2 separate regions of the Homo sapiens genome follow, and region 1 is linked to region 2. The links are chromatin loops, found by intact Hi-C in ENCODE. Cell type or tissue: heart right ventricle. All regions are shown on one strand. Links, peaks and the distances in the headings refer to the core of each region. The heading gives the core; the rest is flanking DNA. Region 1 overlaps MGAT5 (alpha-1,6-mannosylglycoprotein 6-beta-N-acetylglucosaminyltransferase). Region 2 overlaps MGAT5 (alpha-1,6-mannosylglycoprotein 6-beta-N-acetylglucosaminyltransferase).

Region 1 (13,681 bases), core at 3,764-6,263, 90 kb after region 2:
TGTAAGCGAGAAAGGAAAAACAAAAACTAGCAACTGATTTTTATTTAGGCTGCCTAATTTTAGAAGCTGTGGATATGCAAAGCCAAAAGCACAGCTTAAAGGAAAATCTCTCAAAACCCCAGAAATCTTCAAACCTACAAAACCTTTTCAAAAACATGGAGTCAGATACCTCTCTTCCATGTCTCACCAAATCAGCTTTATTCCAAGTATTTTTTTAAATTTTAAGATCTCAGGCTCTACAGTGAGTTTGTTGAAATACTTGTCAGTGAAAACAGGTAAAGGATGAAACAGCACAGACAAGGGACTATCTGAGGAAGCATATGCTATGCTGTAGCTGTGGAATGTCTATTGAATCAATACCATATGTAAGCTGATATCACAACTGTATACACATACCTCATTAAGCCAAATTAAGCAAGTGGGATCTGTCACCTTCTGATTAAAACAAACAAGTCTAATTTCAGCATGTCCTATCACCAATACAAAGAACAACCCTGAGTAGACGCACTTTCAAGGTCCCCAGGACAGCCCTGCAGTGTATGTTACTGAGTTCCCCCATCAAGTGGCTGGGGAGGAACATTATTCCCGACAGGGATATATATAGTCTCACTTTTCGAAATGAAACAAGCCATGTATTCCTTGAAGGGTCAGTAATTAGTCCAACAGAATTAGAAATTCTGGGTCCCTGTTTCTTTTCTGCAAGAACTATTCATTCAAAGCAACCTCTCAGGTAGTGGAGGTGGCCTGAATTTTTTTAATCCTACTTACAGGTTTATAATTAGCCACCAAGAAACACAAAATAAATTCTTATTATGGAATCTCAGTTTTCAAAAGTGAAGTGAAACAAAGGCTCTTCCGGTCTTAACAATTTAGCAGTAAACTTTCCAGGTGCTTCTGGGAATTCCAAAAGGATTCAGGGACCTGTCAAAGCACATAAGTGGCAGAAATGGTGATCTAGAAGTGAAAGCATGGCCATCAGCGTCATGGCAAAGGTTCTAGGACACAGTGCCTGACCGGCAGGAGTTGTGTTTAGGAGAGGGAGGAATGTACCCAGCTGGACATTTATTGATAAAAACCTGTGATTTGCCAGACTCCAAGCTCAGCACTGAACTGAAAAGAAAAATATGAGATCCCACCCATGCCTTTGAGGAGCTTACAGACTGGCTGTGAAGACAAGCAAAGAGTGGAAAAGTCCAAGGACACACATGGTAGGAACACAAGGCAAGGACATCACAAACCTCTGGGATGTGAGGGGCATCAAGCAAGTCTTAGGGAGACAGAGCTTCAAATGAGACTTGAAAAAAGTGGTAAAGAAGAGTCAGCCAGAACAACAGAAGCATGCCAGGCTGTGGACAAAAACATGTTAAGTGTGTAAGAGCATGAATAAACTGCAGGCAGGGGTTTGGGCTCGTTCCAAGTGGGGCTGAGGCACATTTGGCCACAGTAGTGCTTAAAATGGAGGCAGAAATTTAGCAGTCCTGAGGCTTTGCCCTCCAAACACTCAGGGAGAGAAAAGCTTGAGTCAGGTTTAGGATAGCTCCAGAAAGCCAAACCATGACATGACCAGGGTCTCTAGTAGCCATATGCATTTTATCTGCTCATCTGAAATCTCTTCAGGGACCCTCTCCTATACCATGAATTCCCAGGGGTGACCCATGTGACCCAGGCCTAGCCAATCAGGATGGAACATGATACTGGTCACTCTGACTGGATCATGAATAGGCATAGAGGCCAAGCCAAGCCAATCATGACCCTGCTCTAGAGAGTTGCCAAAACTTCCTGGAAAGCAGCACAGCCGTCTGGGACTGAAAACTAAAACCTAGAGCCTCCTTGGGACCATCCATCTCTGCCCTCACCATGCAAAGATGGCCTAAGAATGAAGGCAAAATAAAAGACAGAACATATTAACATAGCCTTGAAGGACAGCATCACTTCTGAACTGTATTTTCTTCTTAATGATAAAAAGCAAAACCCTCTTGACAACACAAAGTGAAAACTATACCAACAATGAGAAGAATTTTCGGTAAACATACCAAAAGAAATGGCTTCTGACAGTATCCAATACCTGAGAGGACACAGCTGAGGTTCTTAAAGATGGCTCCCATGTCTGAACCTCTCAACAGCATCCCACAAACTTTCAAATGACATGAGCCCCAAGTTCCCTTTTAGTTTAAGTTAATATAAGCTAAGTGGTTGGCCTCTTGCAACCAAGAGATTATTGACAAAACATGAATTTCGTGATGAGCTAAATATTGATAACAGAGGCACAAAAAGATCAATTTGGGAACTTCAAATTTAAAGTGTTCCAGTGAAACACTATATACAAAATTATTTTCTAATCTATAAAGCACTATACACATATTAATTTCACTATTAGTGGTGATATCCAAATAAGAAGTCACTACAGTGTTCCATTTTTATGTCAATATTCCAAATATGTAACTTTTAAACTGTAATTAACAAATGCTCATACAGTACTGACTTTATGCCAAGCATGTTTCTAAGAACGTTATTGGTCTCACCTAATCCTCCTGACATGGTTTGGCTCTGTGTCCCTACCCAAATCTCATCTCAAATTTTAATCCCATGTCAGGGGAGGGAGCTGGTGGGAGGTGAATGGATTATGGGGGCAGTTTCCCTCATGCTGTTCTCATGGTAGTGAGTTCTCAGGAGAGCAGATGATTTTAAAGTGTGGCACTTCCTTGCTCTCTCGCTCGCTCTCTCCTGTCGCCATGTAAGACGTGCCTTCCTTCCCCTTCCACTATGATTCAAGTTTCCTGATGCCTCCCCAGCCATGTGGAACTCTGAGTCAGTTAAACCTCCTTTCTTTATAAATTACCCAGTCTCAGGTAGTATCTTTATAGCACTGTAAAAATGGACTAATATACCTCCTAACAATACTGTGAAATGGACACTACTATTATTTCCCCCATTTTACAAATGGGGAAACTCAGCCAGAGGAAGGCTAAGAAACTTACCCAAAGTCACACTGCTATGAAGTGGTGGAGCCAGTATTTGAACCGAGCCAGTCTGGTTCCACAGATGCTGCCTTTCATTGTCCCTCATCCCCTCAACACTAGCATCAAAGTTTCAACTGCCTTTAAACCGATATTCTGAAACAAATGGCTTGTGGCTACAGTCCTCATGGAACCTTGTCTCTCTGCTGGGTTGTTTCCTCAATAATGAGTCACCCAGCTATCCTTCAAGCTACACCCTTGGAAATAATTATGACAAATTCTCCCTTGCCCTGTCCCACGGTCTGTCCGTGTCCCCATAACACCAGCTTCACCCTAACGTGGGTCTCAAATTCTTTCTCCCTGGGCCATAGGAACATCTCTAACCCAGGGCATTCTCCTCCTAACTGAAGATTAAATGCAGTCTCTCTCACCCATTCATATGCATTTCACTCCACATGGCCCATAATTATTCTCTGGAAATACAGACCTCACACCTATTCATCCTCCTACTTTAAACCTCTCATCAACTGCCACGGCCCAGGGAACAAAATAGAAACTCCTTCATTTAACATTGAAAATGCATCACAAATCCCAATTAACTCTCTAGTCTCATTTTCTTCAATATTGCTCCAAGTATGCTGTCAAGGGTATTTTCTGATGTAAAGTAGATCTTTGGGGACCTGTCTTGTTTTCTTTAACTTATTTAATTTACTCTCTCATATCTTGATAATTATATACTTTGCTTAAAATAACAAAGAATTTCTTCTAAAACATTCTGCAATTTAAACCCATTCTCTAAGACTACTTTGTACCATTGTTATCCGGAATTAGTGGTCCTTTCACGAGAAGAAATAATTACCTTCTATAGAAGCAGAAGTAAAATGTACATTGCCAAAAGCACACTGTGGGCCAGGAAAGGAGTTCCTTAAGGGCAGGATCCTAAAATAGTCTTCTGGGAGTTTCTAAAATCTCTTTCCTTGGAGGCCTCCAAGACCAGTGGCAAAGCTAAATGAGGTGGAGATTGGCGGGCGGCGGGGGTGGGGGGGCTTGTGAACAGCCTTGCTAGGAAAAGGGAAAGGAACTTTAGGTCTCAGCTGGCAATCAGGAAACTTCAGCGTCTCAGGCGTCTTTCTGCACTAACCATAGGTGAAAATATCTGCTGGCACCAGATTCTAACAGTATCTCATAGATCGGAATTTCACAAACCTGCCACAATTGACATTTGGGGCTGGATACTTCTATTATGGGCAGTGTCTTATATATTGTAGGATGCTTTTTGCAGCATCTCTTGTCCTCATCTATTAGAAATAAATAGGCCAGTCACAGTGGCTCATGCTTGTAATCCCAGCACTTTGGGAGGCTGAGGTGGGAGGATCGTTTGAGCCTAGGAGCCCAACCAGCCTGGGCAACATAGCAAGACCCCATTCTCTACAAAAAATAAGAAAAAAGAATTTGCCGGGCATGATGGCACATTGCCTGTAGTCCCAGCTACTCAGAAGGCTGAGGCGGCAGGGGGTGGGGACATGGAAGGTCGAGGCTGCAAAGAGCTGTGATAGTGCCACTGCATTCTGGCCTGAGCAACAGAGCGAGACTGTCTCAAAAAAAAAAAAAAAAAAAAAAAAAGGAAATAGCACCTCTTCATTTGTGAAAACCAAAATGTGTCCTGACATTGACATGTGTCCCCTGGGGGCAAAATCGCCCACAGCTGTTAATCACTGCTATAAATTCACTTCCTCAAAGATCACCATCACTTCTGAACTGTCTTTCTTCTTCTAAATAAAAACAAAATATCCTTGACCACACAAAGTGAAAACCATACCAACAAAGACAAGCATTTTTCTGTAAAGATACCAAAAGAATAGCTTCTGACAAGGGTCCACATATTTATTGTTACCATTGCAAATAACAAAACAGAAAGTGACAGGTAGATAGACAGAACATATTTGCTTCTTGCTCAACTTAATAGGAAGCCACCTGCAATCTCATCTCTCTCCCGTCTCTCAGTAGCATCTGGGATCTCACTGACATACCAGTATCTGACCCTGGGAAAGTCATCTGCTGAGCCACTGCCCAGGGGTGGAGCTGGGACACTTCAGGTGCTACTTCAACACAAACTGATGACATGGGTACACATACAAGGAAAGAGCACAGGTACAACTAAATTTCAAGGTCCATTAGCAGCACAAAGAGGGGGAAATTGCACTTCCAAATGCAAGCCCTGGAACTCAGCAGGGACATTTTTCATTTTCAACTTTCAAATGGTAAGAATAATAATAATGGTTGCTGTTTTTAAGAACAGCTTCCAAATTCAAATACATTGCACTTCAACCCCAAATACTAGAAAGTGTTGCATATCGCTCCCCACTTTGGAAAAAATGCAGGGTTGCTGTAAGTTCAACTTGGATTAAATACCAGGAAACTGTCGCTTGAGTTATACCTGTACCTTTGATTTTGTGGTTCTGCTTCCCAAGTGACCTTGCAATTATTAAGTCATCACAACACCACTTGGATGCTATCATTATGGTTTTGGCTTTTAAGGAACAGTCAGCACTGGCCAGTTATTCAGCTGACCTTGAATGACAACTCTTTATTGAGAGTATAAATAAATGTGTACACATGCACATACATACACTACCCCGTAGAGAGCTACACAATGTTCTTGTCCTCTAAAGTATCACAATCTAGGATTGTAACTATCACATCTAGGATTGTAACTATCACATCCTATGAAGCCTCCACATCCCATAACCATTGATGGGAAGTTCAGTCCTGACCAACAAAAAAGGCAGTCCCACTTCTTAGGCGGTGTCTGCTAAGGTCTGAGAACTAGGGAAACGAAATACCAAGTCCGACTTCTAGGCAAATCACCACAAATGTAAATTGAGAAGAAGAACTATAAGAAGAAACTCTTCCAGGTGGTGAAACCAAATGCTGTTCCCTCCAATAGAAACCAATCCATGTGAGCAATATTTACTGAATTATCTTCAACAGGTAAGGCTACAATCAAGACACTATGGGCAGAACAAAGATATATCAGACATTCAGTCCTTAGAAGGCAAGCATTTTCATGATCAGATATGTATACTTTTTACCTTTTCCCCATTTCAGGTACATGACAAAGAACCACAGATCCAATCCTATTCGCTCCACTTCCTCACTTAAGATCACAAAACTAGAGAAAGACAGAATGGGTCTTTCTAAAATTCAAAGCATCATTCTAAAAGGAGAGAATTTTGACGAAGGCCCTTCAAGCCCTTTCAGAAAGTGAATATGGAGAAATTAATTTACTGTGTGATTGGTGGAAGGGTGGGGATTTTAAAAATCTGCTTTTTCATTCCTTTGAGTCCCCTTTCTCTTCAACAAGACAAACAGAGCTCAAAAATCCAGTTCAATCTGATTTCTTGATTTTAATAAAGCTCATTTCCACCTAAATTTCCCTAGGGGCAAATTTACTTTCACATTAAAAAACCCTCGGTGATAAATTTGTGAAGATAAGCCATACTGGATAAAAGCTACACAGAACACAGCTAGAGAGAAAAAATAAGGAGACACACAGACACACACACACACACACACACAGAGCTATCCCCCTAAAGAAAATAAATTTAGGGAATCCTTCTTCAATTGCTATGGTACCCAATTTAGAGACAGTTTATAGCCAACCAGAAGATATATTAGCAAGCAATAAGACACAACAATAAGCAATCAGAAACATCAGTGAGCAATAAGACACCAGAGTCAGCTGTAAAGACACACCAGGGAGAACATTTCTGAGCAATTACCGCATGTCTCCATTCAGGAAGGGAGAGAGAAAAACTTTACTTGGCGAGGATTGGAACCCCATAAAACTGAACTCTCACAGCTCAGGAGCCATTCTTGGGTTGACAGAGGGGTCTGAAGACATCAGCATGGTTATGGATCAGAGAGAGGGCAGAAAAGCAAGGAAGGGCTGCTCATAAATGAGAACTGTTCACTTAAGTCCTTGTCCTTCTTTCTGGTACTCTATAGACATGGCAAATCGTTTTTTAAAAATATGTAGTTGACTGACAAGATATAAAGGACCCCCCCCCACCTTCTGGGGGAAATGAAGAAGGCTGTCCAGCATATCTATATCCACTTTGGCCAAGACAGTGTCTATGAAAGGGATGCCTCTGCATGCATGCACGCGCACGCGCGCGCGCACACACACACAGACACACACACACATACACGGGCCAGCTTTTACAAACATTAGCCTGAGAGCAGACACTGAGACAGAGAAATCCTTAATGAGACAGATGATTAAATCTAGGAAACTGGCAGCTCTCTTCTAGGTAAGAAAATGGTAGCATCTTTTTACAGACACATGCCTTTATGATAATTTACAAATGGAAGGAGAGATGGAGTTAACACTCAGAATCTCTTCTCTACATAGCACTAGCAGATCTGAAGCTGAGCTCAGGGGACTCCAGTACCAACAGTCACCCACTCCCAAGTACTTAAACTCAACAAAACCTGTGAAAACCCTTCTCAGAGATGCTAAGAAGATTAAGTAAAATCATGTACATTGGAGGGTCAGGCAGAGGAACTTGTATTTACTGGACAGCTACTAAATGTTAGTTTCCTCTCCTTCCCTGCCTCCCAATTTTTTTCTGAGTCACCCCCACTTTACAGCAACCATGGTTTGTGTCATTTTATGCATGTGTATTCTTTTCCTAATTAGCCAGTAAAAATTATGATGGTATGGACTGTGTCCCACACATACCCGAGAGATGCAAAGACATGCAAATGAGGTTAATCATTAAATGTGTAACTCTAAATTTGCTCCCATTGCCCAAAAAGGAAAAAAAAAACAAAACACAACACTCTGGTTCTTTAAATATTATTAAAAACACAGCACCAGTGGCACATTTAAAGGAGTCCCGCTCAGAGCCATTGGCTTAGAGAACATGATGCTTGTTAAGCGGTACACTAGCTCAATACATACGGCTGGTATATTTCCAGACTTCGTTTGAAAGTAGTCACCAAGTCCTTCCCATTTCCTTCTTAGAGGTGTACCCACGACCCTGTGCTCTGTGGCTTAAAGCCCAGGTAGCAAAGTCCTTGTGAGCCTTGCAACAAACAGGACAGCCAGAGGCAGCAAGATGCCACGATGGGGGAAAGAATGACAGCAGATGTGTTTATAGAGGCTCACAAGCCACAGGACTTCAGAGGCAGTGGAGAACAGCAAAGTTAAAGGCAGAACACTCCATCCCACCTCCAGAAATATGACACAGAACAGTGATGAAACCACATAGGGCCTTTCCAGTAGCATTTTCTACAGGGTACAGGGGTGGCAAGTGGAGACTGAAGAGGCATGGTTCCAGTTATTAAAAAGCAGCTAAACACAGTGGGAGGTTCTCTTGTCTAATTACAGAAGCTGTTGGAAACTGCAAGGAAGACAGGATTTACGGCCTAGATGACACTGCCTCTGTGTTGTAATTAAAAGTTATTTTTAATACCTTTGTTTGGTTGAATACTTTGAATTATTAGAAATATATTTTGCAATTTAAAATTTGCTAAAGGGCAAAGAACATTAAAAAAGGTAATAACAACCACCTTGCATAATGTAAAACAATTAAATGTTTTGACGCTGGGAGGTGGGAAAGGTAAAGAATCTCTCCCACTTAAGTGTGTGAATTTTTACAAGCAAAAGGGAAAGGAAAATAAGCTTAAAAGTATATGAAACAAGATTTTTTTTTAAAGCAGGAACTGATGTCAAAAGTAACCTAGTTACTTACTTTATCTATTAACCAGAGTTTGGCTACCACCCACCAAAAGTATAGACAGCTTGTTCACAACCATTCACCCAAAGCACTGAATCCTAATCCTCAGGCTCTTCACTTTGTCCTGGGTCCCCAGAAAATCGTGGTCACCCTAACAAGAGCAGTCCTGGTTCAAGCACAAAGACCCAGGGGCTGACCTCAGAGCAGTGTGATGGTGGGGGAGTTGCGGGGATGGGGGGGTTCTAATGTGAGCTGCAGGCAACAACATGCAGCGTATAATCTGGGTGTTGTTTTTAGTCAATTTTCCTTGTCTCATCCAATATTCCAGTTTCCAGAAGGAGCCAAACAAAATGCCTCCCAGTGGGAACCGCATGGTGGTGTACATGAGTGGCTACAGAATCTGCCTACGACTAGGCAGGGGTTATCTCCTAAAAGCCATTTCCAGAATTTCTATTTCTCCATATATACATAGGAGGCATTTTCGGCAATGGTGGCTCTTTTTTAACAACAGGGAGGAGAGAACCTATTATACGTAACAGACTTTCAAAATTGTCTGATGGGAGTACGGAGGAGGAAGAACTCTAAAAGGCACAAGCTTCTCAAATAACCTCTGTATTTCATTTAATCTATGCCATGAATCTTCTCTTTACAAGTGAATTCCAGGAGCTCATTAAGAGCAAATGTGTCACACAAACCACCAAATATTATGCATCATGATAAAACTATAAAAAGCATTTTAACATCTGCTATTAAAAAATAAATTTAGACTTATCTTTACAATGGCCATGCCAAGTTTATAGAATTTATATTATGCAGGTTCCAGTAAGAACCACTGCTCTCCTTTATTCTCTTCTTGGTCCAAAGCAGGGTGTGACTCCATATCAGGGCAGAGAATTGCTATTTTTACCTGCCACATTAATTTTCTCAAGTGCAACCAAGCTGGGAACAGCTGTAGTGGAGTTGGTTGAGTTTGTTCCGGTGCCATTGACAACAAGATTGTCCACCTTCGACTCCAACTTGCCAATGCGCTGCAAAATGTTATCTAATAACACAGCAAGGGTTTTCTTCAGATCTGTAAAAGAAAGTGCAGACAATTTTAAAATTCTATGGCCTCTACATATCTGTCTGGCTTGCTCTCTCTTTATCGTGGAGAACAAAACTTCTCAAATGTTTCTGAAGTGATACAAAAGATCTGTCAAACCACATCTGAAAGATGACAAGGGCCGTCTTCAACTGGCCCAGATCCTACTAAATACATCAGTCTGTCGTGGAATGCAAGTCTGGCAATAAGTAACATGGTATAACTATTTCCAGCTACTTGGTCAAGAGAGAAAACTCCTTGTTATTTAGCATCCTGCTATAGCACTACACTGAATTCCTCCTCCTTACAGCACCATAGTTTCTCACACAAAGCTTGACACCCCAAGGGTGCAGCAAGATCCCAAAGTAGCCTCTGGATCAAGTTTGTTATTTTTCGTGTTGCATACTCTAGCATGTCCCAGTTTTTTAAAAAGTGTTTAATTCTGTTAGTTACATACACTAACACTTCATAAAAGCTACAGCTCCAGATTTTCAGGTCTGCTAGGTAACCCAGAGTTGACTATAATCAGATTTAGGAAATATTTAAAATAAAGATTAGTCTCATTCATTTGCTCACAAATATTTATTAAGCTACTACTATGTGCCAGATATTATTCTAGATGCTGGGGATATACTCTCATCGTTCTTACATTTAAGAGTTGGTTCCCTTTCTCACACATCTGACTACACATTAAAGAGTACTGCACTTCCCTCTGGAAAAATTACAGGAACTCCTTCTTCACCCCTATGGATGCATTTACTATTTGTAGACAAGATATTCAAAGAAAAAAGAAAAGATAAGCTTAGACTCTCTCCTCTAAAAATTCATAATCACAGAAAGATATACTGACTTGTATGTGTCAGAAAAGCAGATGGGTGACTGCATAACCATCCACAGAAATAGAATCCAGACCCATTTCTGAATTGGGAGTGGGCCAGGGGAAAAGTGCACAGTGTGGGTAGCAGGACTGAGAAAAGCCCTGAGTTAAGACAAACGGGAAGGTGCCATCTTCCATTCTCCTAAAAACAGAGCAAACTTGTCCCTGAGCAGATGCGGTAATCTGGCCATGAAATAAACACACATGCTCACATAAACAGCACAGATCACAGCCAGCGAATCTCAACAAAGGTGCACCAGCCTGTTCCATTATGCCTCATGAACCAGAAGCAGATGCTGGTGCTGTGCTTCTTGTACAGCTGCAGAATCTTGAGCCAAATAAACCTCTTTTCTTTATAAATTACCCAGGCTCAGGTATTTTTTACAGCAATGCAAAATGGACAACTGTTTTATCTTCACATCCTCCCCATGAGGTAGATGTGACTCCGTTTTACAGATAAGAAAACTGAGGTTCACAGATATTAAATAATGAGCTGATAAAATGAGGGCTTGCCTCAGGACTGCTTAATTCCCTGACATCTCAATGGGACCAATCAGAAGTCAAGAACCTGGGTAGAAAAAAGAAACCAAGGGTGAAGTTCAGAGTCTTTCATCCATAACACAGTGGTTAAGGGCCTGACTTTGGAGCCAGAGTTCCTAGGTTTGAGTCCTACCTCTGGCATTCCTGTTTCCTTACCTGTAAAAGAGGGACATGAACAACACTTCAGCTTTGAGGTTGTCAAGAGGAGTTAAAGAGTTAATATTTATAAGGTGTTTTGAATACTGGCTGGCACATAATAAGCACTGCATAACTGCCTGTTAAATATATAAGTAAAATAAAACCTTTCACTGGAAAATGTTCTCATCCTTCCCAAAGAACTCTCTCCTCAGGTGATGCAAAGCTTCACTGCTTTATCCAAGGGGTCATGAGAGCACTCTCCTCTGCGGTCTGCAGTCCCACGGTCAGCATGACTCAGTTTGTCACAGGCACATCATTAGTTGGCACAGACAGCGGGAGTCAGTCACCTGTTCTGTCACTAAGTCTAATGCATCAACTGGCTCTCCAGAGTTCTGAAGAGTGCCAGAGGCCAGTCACACAGAAGGGGGCAGTCGTGCCAGTGAGAAGTGGCAATGTTCAGTATAAAGAAATACTCTTCAGATATAAAAGATCAATCTCCCCCATTTCAGCCTCTTTGCCTAGAGCCTGTGTCATCAGCCAGCTAGAATCCGAATACAATCTAGAATAGCATTTAACTATCACCGGTAATTGTAGTTGGCCAAGCACAGAAGCCCTGGCCCTCTAGTGTGACTTAACTCAGGATTTCTCAACCTCGGCACTACTGACACTTTGGGCCGGGTAATTCTTTGTCGTGGTGACTGTCCTTGCATTGTAAGATGCTTAGCAGCATCCCTGGTCTCTACTCCCTGAATGACAACAGCAATTATCCAGGTGTGGCAATCAAAAACGTCTCCAGACACTGCTAAATATCCTTTGGAGGGACAAAACTGCCCTGATTTGACAACCGCTGAATTAGGTGCATTCTCTCAACCCCTCTGTATTCCCCACTGCCCCTCTGTGGAGACATGGAGAGAGAACTGTGATAGAGAGGTTACAGGATAGGAAATGCCTACTGAATGAACCTGCATCATGTGTGACTTCCATTCACTGGAGGGACTGCTACAAATACAACAGAAAGTTGCAGTGAGAGAAGTCTGCCTTCCTCCCTATGGGGGAGCTAACAGAACATGAGCCAATGCTGATGGGCTCTCATCAGACTACTGGACACAGTCCCTCAATCCATTGTTATTGGTGATAGTTATTAGTGGAGTATACTCTAGGTAGGATATGAAGTTGTCATACTTACAATTAAGAAGATATTCTCCCTCAATTCTCAAATTACAGTGACCAGTAAATACAACTGACCTACTATCTCTTGTTGACCCCATCTGCCAAAGATTGACCTTCTGTGACTGTGTGACATGGAGTGTAAAAGGGGATTCATAATGAGGAGGAGGGATCACCATCACCACGGCCACCCCAATATAACCTCCTCCACTTATTGAACTTTCTATATGCCAGGCAGTGTGCTGAGCACTTTACATGAACTAATTCATTTAATCCTACCAAGACAGTCTGAGGAGCATGTGATCATCCCTATGCCCCTCTTAACAAATGAATAAATCACAGCACAGAGAGGCTAAATAACTTAGCAGAGGTGATTACAGATCCAGGACTCAAACCCAGTCTGGTTCCAGGGCTGATGGCTCTTACCCACCATGCTTCACCACCTCTTAAGAACTACAATGGACCTGTCCACCAGCAAGCATCTCTGACTTGCTCCCCCTGAATCTACTTGTTAGGGAATAACCTCTGGGATTTTGCCATGTGTTTGTGTAACAACATATACCAATCACTCTTAAGACTCACTCATGTCCCTGTCCTGTGGTAACTCTGTCCACCCGACCCAGTATCACTAAACATCCACCAGCTGACACTGGAGACTACCAGATACATCAAGTGATCCAAGATTTTTTTAAAATTAAGACTCTTTCTTTATCTTCTCCCTTAAAATGAAGACGGAATATAAGCCTACTAAAAACCTTGAATTCTCTAAGCACTTTACCTAGGTAGGCATGTTTTCTCTCCCAATATGAAAGAAAAAAGTTCATTTTCAACTCAAGCAGCTACCTGAGTCACCATTTCAAAGCAGCCAACCCAAGATTAAGGATGTTGTTAATAAAAAACACAATGACAGAGATGACGCCAAGCCCATATCTGTATCATTATACAGTGCTAGGCACATTAAGCATGTGTTACGTAAGTGAACAAATGAATGAGTGAAACAAACTATAGTACTCTCACAAATAAGGCTCAATAAATTATACCTTTCCGGGCAATGAAATTATTTTGCACCTTTGTATTTTACTGTTAAACCTCCAAAAACTGTTAACAGTTTTATCACAACTTTAAAGAAATAACAGGCTGGCGCGGCGGCTCACGCCTGTAATCCTAGCACTTTGGG
Region 2 (2,500 bases), core at 1-2,500:
CAGTCTGATAAAAGCAGCAGGAAGACAAAGATAAATAGAAAAGAGGAGTTATTTATTTGCGAATTGGTCAGCTACTTTGTACCACACATTGTACAAATCCCACCTATCCTAAGACCTTGCTGCTCAAAGCATGCTCTTCCAACAGCCCACCGGTATCACCTGGATGCTTGTGAGAAAGAGTCTCCGTCTCATCCCAGGTATGAACCAGAGTCTGCATTTTAACAAGATCCTCAGGTGATGTGTGCATTAGTAAGGCTGAGAAGCCATCAGCTATTACTGCCGCAACTTTACAGGCTAGGAACCTGAGGCTCAGGACAGTCAACCACCTTACATGTGGTTAAGTTGCAAGTCTGAACCCCAATGTGTGATTCAGAGGCAACTCTTGTTCTCCTGACGTGGTCAAAGAAAGGCCTCCAGGACATTTACCTTAGCGGCGATCATGTATTATCTTGTATTAAGATCATAGTAGGATCATGAATACATAAGATACTAACCCTGCACCATCACTTGAAGATTCAGTTATGCTCAGTATACTATTTTTAAAGAAACACAGAAATTAAAGTAATATAGTTAACACTTCAATTCCCATATTTCAAAAATCTCTTTTTACAAAGTTGACCAATTTTCCATTCTCTGATGACTTTATTTAAAAGAATGTAGAAGGATTTTGAAATTGACCATACTGGACAGATTGCTGTTCTTCTGGGTACATCTCTAGTGTTAGCAGGAGCGAATGATTAGATGGCCTCAGAGGTAGAGATCAGGGACCCAGAACTGCAGCTTCCTGAGTTAAGAAGAGAGACTTCTATTTGGGATTAGGCTGTTAGTAGTCTCATTTGATATTAAGGGGCTTGGGCAGAGGTGGTTCCTAAGTTGATGCCCCTGGGATTCTGGAGTCTGACGGCAAGATTCCCCTCCCCACCTCAACCTCCCCACCATGTACTATAACATCACGACAAGACCATTGAGTACCTTGGTCATGAATCTGGGGACAGGATATTAAAGGACAAGCCCGCTCCTCCTTAGCTTGTATATTTAATACACTTGTTTTTCTTGATAGGCATTTAGTATCTAGTATTTTAGTAAGTATGTTGATATGACTATAGGAACAGAGTACTTAGATACTGCAAGACCAGAGTGTGAGAAAGGATATATAATCTGGGAAAAGAAAGCTGCCAGAAACTCCAGCAGCTACTTTCTCTTTCTCTCCAGGCTGCAGGAGTTCTATCTGTGTCTTCCACTCTATCAGGCCCTCCACTGCACCCTAATTCTGTCAGGGTGGTGCCTCTCCTTGTGGAGGAATGCATTATCCTCTCAACAGCACCCTCTCCCTGTCAACATTGGTCCTGCTTCATCATGTGGACTCCTGGAAGGCTTCCGCCTCGCCCTCCTGCCACAGACGCATTTTTTTGATTTCTGTTAACATGGCTCACTCTCAGTGACTCTGTTTTCCAACATGAACTGAAGAATCTCATTGATGCAGCTCAGTTTTCTGAGCCAGAATTACAGTTCCAGCCACCAAAAAGCTGGACTGCACTGGGTCAGAGGACAACTCCAGGGTCCAATCAGCCAACATTGGAGGGAGTTACATGGTTGCATTTCCCACTTAAGTGCCGAGGTGAGTAGGGAGATTCCCTCAAGAAGGAGGGTGGTGGGAAGAGTGAAGCAGGATTTATGGCACAGCAGGAATCTTCAGAATTTAAAGTCCTACAATCTGAGGTGAAGGAAGACCTTCCAAAGTCATCTGGTCCAAATTGTGCCCTCCCACATCCTCCAGTTGCAATCCTAAACCTCCCAGGACACAAAGGTGCCACTTCCCTTCCTGAAGCTCTCTGAGGTGAATCGGGATTGGGTAGGGGAGAGGGGAATGGGACACAAGAACAAGATAGGGAAGACGACTGATAAAACATCCTGCTAGCTAAAGCCTATGTTGAACGTAACTTTAGAAATGCGGTTGGAGTAACATCTCACTTAAAAGGCACATTGGTTTTCTGTGTGCATTCACTAAATACTCCAGGACGCACAAGCTTTGGAAAAAGAAACTAAATTCTCACATACTGTGCCGTGTTCTAGAGTTGGAGAAGATGTCCTGAATTCATGTGAAAACTTTATAGGATTTTTCATCTTTTGGGCTTTTTCCAGCACAGAATGCTGGATGTAATAAAATTGAAATAACACCCAGGATTTTTGGGTGTTATTACTCAGGCAAAGATGAATGTGGACACACTGCAACCCAACCTTTTATAATCTTTAGGTGCTGCACAGCACAGGTACACAGAAGCTTGGGCACCCATGGAGTTTTCACACCTCAAAATCTGGAAGGATTTCTAAATCTCACTCCAGATCACTTGAGCAACATGGTTAATGGTTTTGGGATTCCTTTTTTTTTTGAGACAGAGTTTCACTCTTGTTGCCCAGGCTGGAGTGCAATGGCATGGTCTCAGCTCACTGCAACATCCGCCTCCCAGGTACAAGTGGTTCTCCTGTCTCAGCCTCCCAA

The links. Peaks named below come from ENCODE experiments on the same cell type or tissue, not always from the same donor. Only the 100,000 strongest peaks of a DNase experiment are listed, where the experiment ranks them.
Region 1: a loop joins it to region 2, with 1.8 times the contacts of the local background. A loop is called at or near these places in 7 of 110 quality-filtered maps.

The regions. Positions count from the first base shown.
Region 1 is chr2:134,266,478-134,280,158 of GRCh38, reverse strand. MGAT5 (alpha-1,6-mannosylglycoprotein 6-beta-N-acetylglucosaminyltransferase) reads right to left here. Exons shown (of 16, transcript NM_002410.5): 2 at 9,609-9,773. Among named protein-coding and RNA genes, the nearest start is that of MGAT5, 19 kb to the right of the region's middle. In heart right ventricle, for the core only: no CTCF peak of the experiment used is centred there; no DNase peak of the experiment used is centred there; H3K27ac peaks cover 1,159 bases.
Region 2 is chr2:134,364,391-134,366,890 of GRCh38, reverse strand. All of the region lies in intron 10 of MGAT5 (alpha-1,6-mannosylglycoprotein 6-beta-N-acetylglucosaminyltransferase), which reads right to left. Among named protein-coding and RNA genes, the nearest start is that of MGAT5, 110 kb to the right of the region's middle. In heart right ventricle, for the core only: a CTCF peak has its summit at 1,347; no DNase peak of the experiment used is centred there; H3K27ac peaks cover 306 bases.